Linked DNA regions of Homo sapiens: region 2 is linked to region 1. Evidence: chromatin contacts called from ENCODE Hi-C or POLR2A ChIA-PET data. All regions are on one chromosome and are shown on one strand. Each heading gives the region's core, a stretch centred on a gene start or an enhancer-like site at or near the end of the contact. The rest is flanking DNA. Distances are from core to core; before and after follow the strand shown.

Evidence for each region. Hi-C counts contacts between places; a loop is a spot of excess contacts on that map. ChIA-PET counts read pairs that join two places held with the same protein, here RNA polymerase II (POLR2A).
Region 2: POLR2A ChIA-PET joins it to region 1 with 13 read pairs in BJ. The contact joins two enhancer-like sites. A Hi-C loop is called at or near these places in 3 of 168 maps with a recorded cell type or tissue (B cell, naive thymus-derived CD4-positive, alpha-beta T cell and transverse colon). POLR2A ChIA-PET finds 5 or more read pairs at or near these places in 6 of 52 experiments (BJ, HEK293, Panc1 and 2 more).

Annotation. Positions count from the first base shown.
Region 1 is chr3:108,033,976-108,039,881 of GRCh38, reverse strand. It overlaps LOC124906265 (a long non-coding RNA gene), which reads left to right. Exons shown (of 3, transcript XR_007095995.1): 1 at 1-525; 2 at 1,310-4,084; 3 at 5,654-5,906. Among named protein-coding and RNA genes, the nearest start is that of CD47, 54 kb to the left of the region's middle. Within about 2 kb of position 3,946, at least 2 of the 41 ENCODE cell types and tissues checked have a DNase peak (open chromatin) inside an H3K27ac peak, as active enhancers do.
Region 2 is chr3:108,067,170-108,073,804 of GRCh38, reverse strand. It overlaps CD47 (CD47 molecule), which reads left to right. Exons shown (of 11, transcript NM_001777.4): 3 at 2,623-2,712. Among named protein-coding and RNA genes, the nearest start is that of CD47, 21 kb to the left of the region's middle. Within about 2 kb of position 2,289, at least 2 of the 41 ENCODE cell types and tissues checked have a DNase peak (open chromatin) inside an H3K27ac peak, as active enhancers do.

The DNA.
Region 1 (5,906 bases), core at 2,697-5,196:
GTGATCCACCTGCCTGGGCCTCCCAAAGTGCTGGGATTACAGGCGTAAGCCACCGCGCCCAGCCAAGTAAAATTAAATATTCTTGTATTCTTTTTATATCTCTGGAAAAGTATTAAATACATTCTTCCAGAAAAACCTTCGCTGAAGGGCTTGGCTGGACTAGTTTCCCACAGCTTATCCTAGGGCCTCTGGGTAGAATTGTTTTTCTTTATTGTGTGGATAGATCAGACTCAGTACGGAGACCAACAGGCTCTCTGTCTTCTCCTCAGAAGCAACTGGGATTCTCCAGAGCAGTCATAAGGTGACAGAAAGGCCCCAGAACAGATGTTTCGTGTGTGACAGAGCCTCCAGGGAGACGACTCTGTTGCTTTAACAGTGCTAATGAGGCCAGGTTGCCAGTGGGTCCTCACCTGAGCCAGTTACTTATTTATATGACTCCATCTTATTCCTCAAAGGGTTTAAAGTGCCCTGTTTGGGCCAGGTGTCTTCACACTGAGAAAAGCGGCGTTCCACGGTCACAGCCAGGTGAGTGCACTCGCCCATCGGCATGGGCATCCGAGGAGAGCAGGGCTGTGGTGGGTAAAATGCGCTCTGCGAAACCTCGCCTCTAACTGCCTTGCTCAAAGCAACCTGCCACAGAGGTCAAGAGCGTCATTTACTCATATAAAGAACAGTTCTTTCTCCTCAACCCCTGAGAAGCAAAGCCACCGTAATAATTTTCACTATACATAGGAAAAAATTTTTGTAATCAAAAAACGAAACGAAATTCCTGATTCAACACATTCCGAGGGCTGTCCAAATCAACCTGGCAGTGACATCAGTGCTGGTGAAAACCACATTTTATGACTCTGCCTTCACTCGTCCTCCTGGGCATTTTTTATTCTTCAAATTGGAGATAAAAATAAGGGTTGGTCTCTCAAGGTTAGGAGGGAGAGAGCAGCATATGTTCTTCAAAAGACTCAATAAGATAATAGATTTTTTTAAAAGCTGTTGCTAGTGTAACTTACTTATAGTTTCAAAGGGCTTTTTTAAAATGAAATCTTTGCAAGCAATAGTAAAGAAATCTAGAACCCCCTGAGGTGATGGTTAGAGTCCTGTCACGGATTTAAATCTAATTATTAGCCTGAAAGTAAAAAGGAGAAAAAACCGGCCGAGTGTCAGCCCGGAAAACAATAATCGCCGTGGTGGTGTTCAGCAGCCCAGTTATTAGTGCCTTCAAGGATAGTTCACCGCATTTATTCTTGCCCTTGAAAGACAGCCACAGAAGCTTCGATGTTTTCTGATAATTGCTTCTTTTTCCATGGAGTAGAGGTGCTTCCTGTGCTCCTAGGTTTCATCTCTTCTGAGCACCTGATGAAAAGCATTGGCTGTCAGTGCAGGCACTTAGAAGAGAGGCAATGTGCACAGAGCCGAGTGCCCCAGCCTGCACTTCCCCACCTGTGTGACCTTGTGCACGTAACCTGACTTCTCTGTGCCTCAATGTCTTCATGTGTAAAATGGAGATTAAATGAGAGAAAGCATGTCAGGTGGGTAGCATGGTGCCTGGCTCAATGTAAGTTCTCAATATGTGTAAGCTGTTTATCTTTTTCCTCTTATTATACTTTGGCCAAGGTGGAAAAAGCTTACCATGACACAGTCTAGCGATGAACATAACATATGCTGGAATATGTATTTTCCTATGCTGGGTTATTGGCAAAGAAGCAAACAGGACACAAAATGACTAAGAATATAAAATAATATAACAAGTGCAGCTAAGTTGCAGACATGTTCATTCCAAGCACAATATTCATGTTAGGCCACCCTCCGGTTCCTTAATGAAAGCAGAGGACAGAAGGTGACATTTGGCATTGGGTAATCCTATTTGCCCTTTCCTGGAATGCAAAGAAGGTGGAAGGAAAGGATCCCACTCCTGTAGCACACACAGAGGCTTTGGGACCCCGTGCCTCCTGCCAACATCACTCAGCTCATTCATTTATTTATTCACGTCAGTGACAGATTCTCAAGACCTCTGAAAATATGTTAAGAGCAGGCTCTCCAATCACACCAGAAAGAATATGATTAAGAACTTAGAGCTGTCTTTAGGCTAATAACCAGCAGAAACTAAATCCAAGTATTTGGGAGTGAAGATGGTTGTTGAAAATATTGAGGCCTAGTAAATATTATTTAGCAAATGGAAGTATTTCAGTCGGGGGTTTTGAAAGGCTTAGGTTTATACTGTAATCAGCCTGCTCTCTTCTCTAAAATGATTAGAGTCCTTGTTCCATCAGTCCTCCTGAGTGGCTGCGGAACGCAGAAAAGGCAGCTGGTGACATGCTGTGAATTGGAAGTGGCTTCTATTTACCTCTTCTCCACCTACTCATATGGCCACGGATGGTGCCCAGTTCAAGCAGGAATAAAACACCACGCGAGGCTAACTGGCCTAAGTCCTTCGAGTGGAGCGCAGAAACTTGCTTTAAGAGAGCCTGATTAAAGGCCCCAAGTCCATTTTAAGGCATGGTTTTCTATTAAGCCTTTAATGCTTACAGAAGTATACATTTTCCATAGAAAGGGAACCTAAACTGTCCTAATATGTGGGCAGTTTAGCTCCTGACTCCCAACTTGGCCAGAGGTGTGGTGAATCAGCATGTCACATTCCACTAAAAGATGCTTCCCTGTTTATGTTTGTTTGGTGTTTAGGAATGTAATAACTATACTAGAGTTCTTTCTTAGGCTGTGGTCTGCCTCTGAGGGAACTGAAAGTGATGCAGAGAGCCAAAACCAGCATCATGATTCTATCAGAAAGCGTATGTTTGTGTCCTTCATTAGGAACATTGCCGTTCTATGCTACCGAATGAAGAGGATCTTATTGATACCTCCCTCTCGCTTCTGCCTCCAAACCAATCCCTTGCTTCCTTCCACCCAGAAATAAAAGGACACTCTGAGTTATGGCATTATCAGTGAATTTTCAGTGGGTAGGATGTTCTGAGCAGTGAAAACTATAAATAAATTGGTTCTACGCTGGAATTAGCTGTGGAGCCGGAAAGATAAACACAGGACAACTAATTGCAGCCGCACGATTAACAAGAATGTTGTTCTAAGGAGAGAAAAAGTCAACAGCATTAATGAAAATTAAGCAGTATCTCAATGGTACTAGTAAATAAATAAATATATGTCTATGTTTAATTAAAAGCAAGACCCAATTATGTCTCACTTCTTACTGAGCTACTTAAATCAAGACAGTCTAATGTTAAATGAGAAAAATCAACTCAGGACACTGTCATCTGCATTTAATCAAGACTTCTGTGTCTCACACAAGCTTTCAAGATGGGTAGCGGTAGGGGTGTGTGTTTAGGAGTCTCATGCAAACTTCCCATTGCCCTGCAGTGGACAGGTCTATAGATCTCCAGTTGGAGTACAGAAATCTTCTAGAAGAATTGTGACTGTAAAGCCACTTCTATAACTCTTACTCTGTGATTCTGATGCAAACATACCATTTTGGGTTAATATAAGCAAAGCTTGTATCTAGAACTATAGCTAAAAGTATCAATGTGGTGTTATTTTTTTTCTGACAATAAAAGCAATACATAAATGTGCAGCAAAATGTTTACTTAAGGTTTTGCTTCTTTTCAACTAAATTTGTTTAGTACACATTAAAGGTCAGATGTGGGGAAGATAGATTGGGGGTCAGGGGTTGTTTCTACCTGCTTTGTCTAAATACCTTACCGCAGTCAATGTCCTTAGTTGTTTTGTGTCTACCCCCATTAACTGAAAACCCAAGGTGAGAAAGTCTTCCTTGCTGAGTTTAGTGACAGTTCTCTCCCAGGTGAAGGGGATGGGGTAAGAGGCAGAAACCCCTGTCTCCAGAGGAATCTGAAGAGAGAGTGTGCTTTGATGACCCCGGGGGTGCAGGAAGGAAGTGGGGCCCAAGCAGGCAATGACTATGCCTGGCCCTGGAGTTGCGTACTTGGCCCTTACTGTATCATTTCTTGTCTCACTTCCTCTCACTTGTCAGGAATGTTGCCAGGACTGGTGAAAAGACAAGTGAGATACCACGCCAAATAAAGCCAAATCCTTGAAAGAAAGATGCGATGGTCTACAAATCAAAGTAATTTCTTCTTTCACTATTACTGATGCAAATGTCTTTCTTTTCTTCATCTCACAAGGTTTTTTTGGTGTGTTTTTTTTTTAAATCTTTCATGAAAGGCTCATCATTTACTGGCTCTCTTACCCTGGAAATAACATTATCAGAAGCTATTTATTGAGCATTTCTTCTGTGCTGGGCGCTATGCAAGGCCGAAGAATACAGTCAGGATCAGACACAGTCCCTCCAAGATGGGGTATATAAATTTAGTAAATTTCTTACTTTCTCTGAACCTTGATCCCCTCATTTATTACATAGGACATTTTTTAAAATAGTAATACATACATCCTGAATTTTTTTTCCTAAAACAGGGTAGTGCTGTGTCACCAAGGCTGGAGGGCAATAGCATGATCACGACTTACTGCAGCCTTGATCTCTTGGGCTCAAGCAATCCTCCTGCCTCAGCCTCCCAAGTAGCTGGGACTACAGGCATGCACCAGCACACTGGCTAATTTTTTTAAAACTTTTTGCAGAGACATAGAGACCGGGTTTTACTATGTAGCCCATGCTGGCCTCAAACTCCTGGGCTCTAGCAATCCTCCTGCCTTGGCCTCCCAAACTGCTGGCATTACAGGTGTGAGCCACCATGCCTGGCTCTGGAAATGTTTTGAGGACTACATAAAATAATGTATATAAAAGGGCCTAGCAGAATATAACTAGAAGCTCAACAAATGTTATACATTCTTCCCCCCCAGTCATAAGCAGGAAAACAAAAAAAATTAAATCCACACATTTCCCCATTTCTTAACAGTTTTTTTTTAAAGGGTGGTGTTGGGAGAAACTTGAAACTTTTGATTAAAAAAATAGCTACTTAGGATTAAATAGCAAATCATAGGTCAGAAATCACAGGACAAGCAATTCTTTAAGCCAAGCTTTCCCTGTCAGGATACCTTCCACAGGGGAGCAGCCCCTTCACTGGCAGTGAGAAAGGTGCTCATTTGAATATCAAGCAACGGACCAGTGAAAATTGGTAGAGAGCCATGGAAATGCTACTGCTAGGTCTGTCCCTCATGACCTGATAGGCTCTGTGGACATGGGCAACCCCAGACCCTGGTGACAAAATAAGCAACAGACCCGTTTCCGGGTGCATCTCAGGTGAATTCTGCTCACAGCCAGAGGAAAATGAGTGTTTCTGATTCTTCCTCTCCCTTCGTCAGCTTTTCCTCTGGCCTTGCCTAGGTCCCCAGGCTTAGTACTAAAGTCCCATCATTCAGTCAGTTCAAATCCCAACTAAACTCCAGAGATGGCTGGGAGGGGCTGAGTGTACTTGGTGGAGGCAGAGGCCAAAAAGCACAGTGGATGAAGCATCGGGTGGTGGGGTGGGAAACATGGGATCTCACCCCTTAGCTGTTGCTGATGAACTGGGGACCCAGATAAGATGCTGTGGCTTCCTGCATCTCAGCTTGTTTGTCTGTAAAATGAAGGACTTGGCCCAGATGTCTCAATGGCTCACCCAGCGCTATTCTCCTATCATCTCTCTCGGGAAGCTGGTCAGGTTTCCAGGATCACCTTTCTTCTCTAATCTCCACCCAGGCAAAGGCCAGAAAAGCGACCTTCAGAAGGAGCCAGCACCCCAGCTCCTGCCTCAGGGCGATATGAAGACCCCAGGAAGGAAATTATGCTGAGAAAAGGAGATCACACCTCTGTCCAGCCTGCACCGGCCCCTTGGCATGCCCTGAAGACACAAGGCCTAAATCAAGGTCAAAGACACAGCCCTCCTGGTTGTGAAGATTCCAAAGGCTCCCAGCTGCATGAGGAGGGTTACCCAGAATGTCAGATTTGGAGC
Region 2 (6,635 bases), core at 1,040-3,539, 36 kb before region 1:
CAGGTCCTGCTTCCCTGTAATCCATTCTCCATGTGGCTGCCAAAGAAGATTTGAAATAAGTCAGGTTATTTTTCTTCCCTATTTAAAGCCTTCCAGCCGCTTGTCATTGCTCTTAGAATAAAATCCAAACTCTCCCAACAAGCTTTTAAGACTCTACATGGTCTTGCCCCAGCAAACTCTTCCCATTTGATCTCATCACTGAATTCCAGTCACAATGGCCATCCTTTGGTTTCTCAAAGTTGCCGTTCCTTTGGCATCTCTTCCTCCCTGTCTTCACAATGTAGGCTCCTTCCCATCCTAGGCTTAGTTTCGTTCCTCTCCCTAGAGGCCTTTCCTTACTGCCTCAGCTTCTCCCACTCTGCACACTCAGGGTCCTCTGCATTGTTCACTGCTGGCCTTCAAGAGCCTAGAGGAGTTCCTCCCCATGGTGGGCTTTCAATAAGTGTTTGTGGAATAAGTGAAAAATGAGTGGTCACACCAGGATCGAATGCACCTCTTACTTTTGTTAATATATTCAAATTAATATTAATATATTAATATTCTATTAATATATCCTAAAATTTTGTTGTGTATAGGGGCAGGGACCAATGAAAGAACATTTCATTGTCAGCTCATCTTGACTATGAGATCAGATATTGGCTATATTTTGAAGGTAGAGTCAGCAGGATTTGCTGTTTAACTAGAGTGGGATGTGGGAGAAATCAGGGAGTCAGGTATAACTCCAAGGTTTTCAGCCTCAAGCAACTGAAGAAATGGGGTCACCACGACTGAAATGAGGAAAATGAGAGGGGGAGTTTAGTGGGGGATGGGGTGATGAAAATATCAGGATTCATTGTGGAACATGAACAGTTAAGATTAACTGAAGAGCCTGAATTCACTGTTCCTCAGTTTCTACAACTATAAGGAGGGGTTAATAATTTCTCACATCATAATTGTGAGGATTTGAGGAGTTGAGGTACACAATTAAAAACAAAAGCACAGGGGAAGTAAGGAAAAATACATCAATTAAGCATGGCTATTAGACCATACAGCCTTACCAAATCCATTGGGGATTAGATACAAAAATCCAAGCATGATCTCCAAAATTTTTTCCTGGTAGGGTTTTAGGCTATACTGAAGTGACTTTTCTTTGGCATAAGAAGATATTCAGTTATACAGTTGGAAATAAAGGTATTGATTTGGAGTATCCAAAAACATCTCTCAGTAGAGATCCACAACCAAAGAAGCATAAAAAAAAGTCTTCCATTCACTCGCAAAACTGTCTTATGACCATTGCAACCCTCAACAGCAAACATATGGAGTCTCTACTACATATAGAGGAAAATGCTAGATTCTGAAAAGCTAATATCTATAAAACAGAGTTTATGATGTTGTTATATTCTGGGGATTGATGTAAGCATTTTACCAGGACTTATTATAGCATTATAAGCTTAACACAAGAAATATGTGGCTATCATTATGGAGTGAAAGGCTGGAAAATTCCTCACCTGTGACCTGAGAGATAGTGCGTGGTAGAATTTGAAAGAAGTGTTGATTTCAGAGGAATGCTAGTGCTTGCTTAGGGCAGTATTCAGAAGAACTCTTCCAATCACACAGCCCCTTGTACAGGCAAACTCCGGAATACTTTCAGTACATTTACTTGGCTTTATTGTTAGAGCAGAAACTTCACAGCTAAAATTATGGTCTTAGGGGTTTATAAGATGCAATTAAACTTAATTTTTAAAAGTTCTCACAAATCTTATTTGAAGTCTTAATATCTTAATTTCCTTTATATAGGATATGTGGATATATTTTTATGATAAAAGTAACATGTGACCAACTTAATAACAGCTTCGTTAATATCCTAAAGCCACTCATCTTACTTTACATATAAACAGTCCTTCTGAAGCCTAATTATGCATGGATAATTGCAGAGTGAGTTTGGGAAAAGACCAACCGGGCACATCTCTCTCCATTTTAACCACAATGAGAAGAGAGTACCTAGTGGTGCATCTTCCTCGCTTAGGTTCCCTGAGTCTGTCTTTACAGGAAGACTTCATTGTTACTTGAAGGTACATTCTTGGAACTTTACACACCCAGCCACTCAACACATGAATACATACTTATTTTAGTTAACTGAGTACTTAGTGAGTGCTAAGCTTTGTTTTAAGCCCTTTGCATGTAGTTTATTAACTTTGTTAATAGTTACAACAGTCCTTCAAGATACATGTACTGTGTTATACTAGTGTAACAGTTGAGGACACCAAAGAACAAAGAGGTGTTGACACGTGGTCACGGTTCCATAGAGTGTTAAGTTAGAGTTGGGTTCAAACCCTGGCAGTGTGGCCACAGAGCCTTGTTCTCAGCCACTGCACTGCACTACCTCCTCCCGTGAAACATAAGAAAAATGTGAGAAATGCTTAAGTAAGTGTAGTTTTTATTCATAAATAAAATTTACATAAGTACATTATGTGTAATTTGTTTTATGTATATGTGTGTATGTATAAATAAATACATGTAAAAATAAGGCCACAGTTTTAATTTTTTTCCATCTCTATAATAAAGCATGTATTATAGACCATTAGCAGAATTTAAAGTGTTATAGTAAATATTAATTGTGACTTTTGTTTTCTTCTTCCCCAGTTTCATGGTTTTCTCCAAATGAAAATATTCTTATTGTTATTTTCCCAATTTTTGCTATACTCCTGTTCTGGGGACAGTTTGGTATTAAAAGTAAGTATTATTTCTACTTTTCATTTATGTTTCAGTGATGATATAGTTATTTCTACGAGACATTGTCAGCGAAATATTTAAAGTTGTACTAGGAAAAGTGCTATTATGATAAATATGAGTATGTAATTTGAATACTACTAGTCTCCTTGAAGTATATGTTGTCGCCCACATTTTGCTGCAGTTCACTTTTAATTCCTAAGAAGGTTGTTTTCACTTGGTGTTTTTTTAATCTCTTAAGAATGAATAGTAGGAATATTAGTACCAACACCTTAAACTCATGTCACATTTTAATATTCACAGAACATCTACACACACATTATGTTATTAGGTAAACAGGTGGTGACAGCCTGCATTAGTTTTAAGGTAGGACGTTATACTTTGGAGCATTTAGATTCCCCTCTTTTTATTTTCCCAGTTTGATTTTCTCTGTGTACACGTGTTCACCCTTGGAAAAGTCCAGTCGGAACTATGTTTTGTCATCCTCTGCGTGCAGTTCTGCAGCCTCTAAAGAAGCAGCCACCAGAGAGTTAGGTTCTTTGATCTTGCTTTCCTATAATAGTAACGTAACCAGACTTCTGAAGGCAGATCTTGATGCTGCATTAGATTTAGCTTCAACAACACAGAATTGTCATTACTAGGCAAATAGGTAATATGCATTACGGTTAATGTTTAATCAACCATATTTTCATATTTTGGTAAAGAAAATTTACAAAATTAATGAAGTTCTGAGGTGACAGTCTAAACTTTTAAGCTTTTTAAATACAAGATTTATTCCTTCTTTCCTTGTAGCATCCTGAAGACCAGTAAACATTTATATAAGCAAGGAATAAATACTGCTTATTTAATTTATTCTGCAACCTTTAAACACACAAAAGCTAGTAAACTATTGCAGTGGATTGCCCTGTTGTATATTTTATGAATTTTACTTTTACTCAGCAGTTTAAGCTGTCTATATCTATGGTGGTGTATAAACATGGAAGGGAGATGACTGATTGATTATATGTTTTAAGCGCTTTTCTCAGTGTATGGCATTCTGGAAATGCTTAGTGATTTCAGAAATGTTCTCAACTTTTGTCTGAAAGGAAAAAAGGGGGAAGAAAGGGGTGGCAGTGGCAACTGTCAAGACATTTTATAACTTTTACTTTCAAGATAGTGTCTAGACTTCTTTTGGAAATTTTCTTATAATCTCTTAGTTTTTTATGTCAAGAAAAGGACTGGTGTAGCATTAAGACCTATTCTGGCATCAATGATATTAGGGAAAGCTTTTAACCATATTGGCAGAGCCAGACTTTAAGGGCTAAGTCATATGACTTGGGCAGGGAACAGCCTTTTTCAAAGATCATGAAATTATTTCACATAGTGCGATTTTTTGAGTTTGGCTTGATGGATGTTTGCTGATCCAGACGTTATCATTGGTGACATTATTTTTAGTGAAATGAACCAGGAGTGAGTTTGTTCACTGTTGGCTGTATTTTTACAAAATGAGCTTTACAATATTTTTTCTGACTTAAAAAAGTCATACATATCACTTTAGAACACCTCGTACAAAGTAGGGAGTTATTTAAAAAAAAAAAAAAAAAACTCATCTGTAGTCCCCAAACCTAGAAATAAACTATTGGTATATTCTGGTGAATTTCCTGTTTCCCTTTCTGTCTTTTTCTATTCATTTTTGTTATCTTTTTTTTAAAAAAAGGTAACCATAAATGGACTCGTACAGCTTATATGCTTGTACGTTCTGATGTTCCCCCATGTCTTCAGAAATCTTGTTATAGCTGCCTGTGTTCTACTTTTGTGGATGCACTATAATTTACTTAACTCTCATCTTGATGGATTTTAAGGATGTTTCCAATTTTTTTGATACTATGAAAATAACTCTGCTAAAGATATGAAGCCTGGAATTGGCAGAGATATTTTAAGACTCTAGATACATACTGGCAAAATGTTTTCCAGAAACGTTTGTATCAACTACTATTGCAGATGAGAATACCTGTCTTTCACCTCAGTTATAATTCTGATATTATAACGCTAAAATCTCTGCAAATTTGATGGGTGAAAAAGCATCTTATTGTAATTGTAATTTTTGTGTTAGTAAGGTGGAATGTTCTTTTTTATATTTTTTGTACTGGTCATATTTTAAGGAACGTGCTTATAAACCTAAAGAAATATTTTGGTGGGAATTTTTTGTTTTGGCTCATCTTGAAACAGGTAGATGTGTGTGTATGTGCATGGAAGAGGTATGTCTATACATGATTCACCCAGCCTGCGCTCACATTTAAAGGTGTTGATGATAATAGTAGCTAACCATTTGTGGAGCTCTTGCTCTGCTTGACAGGTTCTGTGCAAAGTACTCTATATCTGAAATGACATTTATTTCTCCCAGAAACTCTATGGGCATAGACACTGTTGTTATTCCCGTTTTGTAGATAAGAAACAGGCACAGATAGATTAGGCAATTTGCCCGCAATCACCCAGCCGTTTCCTGATAGTACTGGGATTTGAACTAGTACTGTTTACCACTGCACTGTACTGCCTCCCCGTTTTGCATTTATTTTGAGGATTTTATTTCCATGAAGGGTGAACCTATATCTAAGCACATAATACTGAGTAGCTAAAACTTATTAGGAGAGCAGAATGTTGACCTGATTTGTTTACTTATTCTGCAAATACCTAGTGACAGGGTGCCTACTGATTGCTGGACACCAAGCTACATGCCTGAAATGTGGGTGTGATGTGCATATTGCCCTGGTTTTGTAGCACCCACATTTAAGCCAGGGAGACACGAATGTATGTGCATCCCATGCCTTGTCACATCTTTGAGATAGTCATGGATCCAAATCTAACTTTTCTGTTAGTGCCTCTGTTGATGGCCTGAGCATTCCACCAAATAGAAATAGAAAGCACCTCTATTCTCCACCTGCTTAGATGTATATTTTTTAGAATCCAGTATGGTAAATCTTCTAAAGCATTCATAATAACTCAGACCCATGACTTTTATTTTATAGATTTCTAGTTCTGCTTAACTTTTCCTGATTACCATTTATGGTCTGTACTTGGCTACAGGGGATTTCTCTCAGTGGTTTTTCCAGCTCTGCATGTGAGTCTTTGTGGTCCAAGACAAACCTGGACCTTTACCAGGCTAAACTTTCAGTAAAGACAGCAGGTTATGCCCTCATTTGCTCACTCTGAGGAGAAAGAGTTTCTTTATACCAGAGCTGTATCTTGAAAGATGTCTCAGGATGCCATTGGTCCTACTGAGGAAGAAGCCTGAGAAGACTCTTAAACTCCCAGAGCCCAGCCAGCACTTGGTGAGCCCTGGACCACGTTTCAAAGATAAAGGCCTCTTACAGGGAAATGTTCCTAAATACCTTCACCTTTAGCTTAGCTTTAACTTAGGAACTTTTAAGCAGAATCTCTATGCTTAGCAAACAGCTCAGAGATTGCTAGAATCAAACACCAAGGCTTAACTGATAGTATTGAATTTCAGACGCTTTGTTTGTGTTCTGAAAACTACACCAACTCACAGTTTGCCACTCTACTGACAATTAAGTTCCTGGCTGATTTTCAGGATTCTTCTTTCTCACTCTGATATCATTTTAAGTGCTGTCCACCTAGTCCTCCAGTTCCTGCAGGATTAAGGTCCAACTGTATGTAAAGAACTGGCTAACATTTTGAAATTCTTTGAGATAGGCCTATCTGTTCTTTCTTTGCCTTTGTAACTTTGTTTTATACAGGCAATACTGGCTTCGCACAAAACCGCAAGACCATAAACATGACCATGTAAGCTGAAATTCTGCAAAACAATCTTCATGATGAATGGGAAAAACTATTATTATATTGTTCCATGACCTTTAAAATTTTTTTTGTTGTTAAAACCTTAAAAACTCTGTTATTATCAATAACAACGGCATTGGGAAATGAAAAAT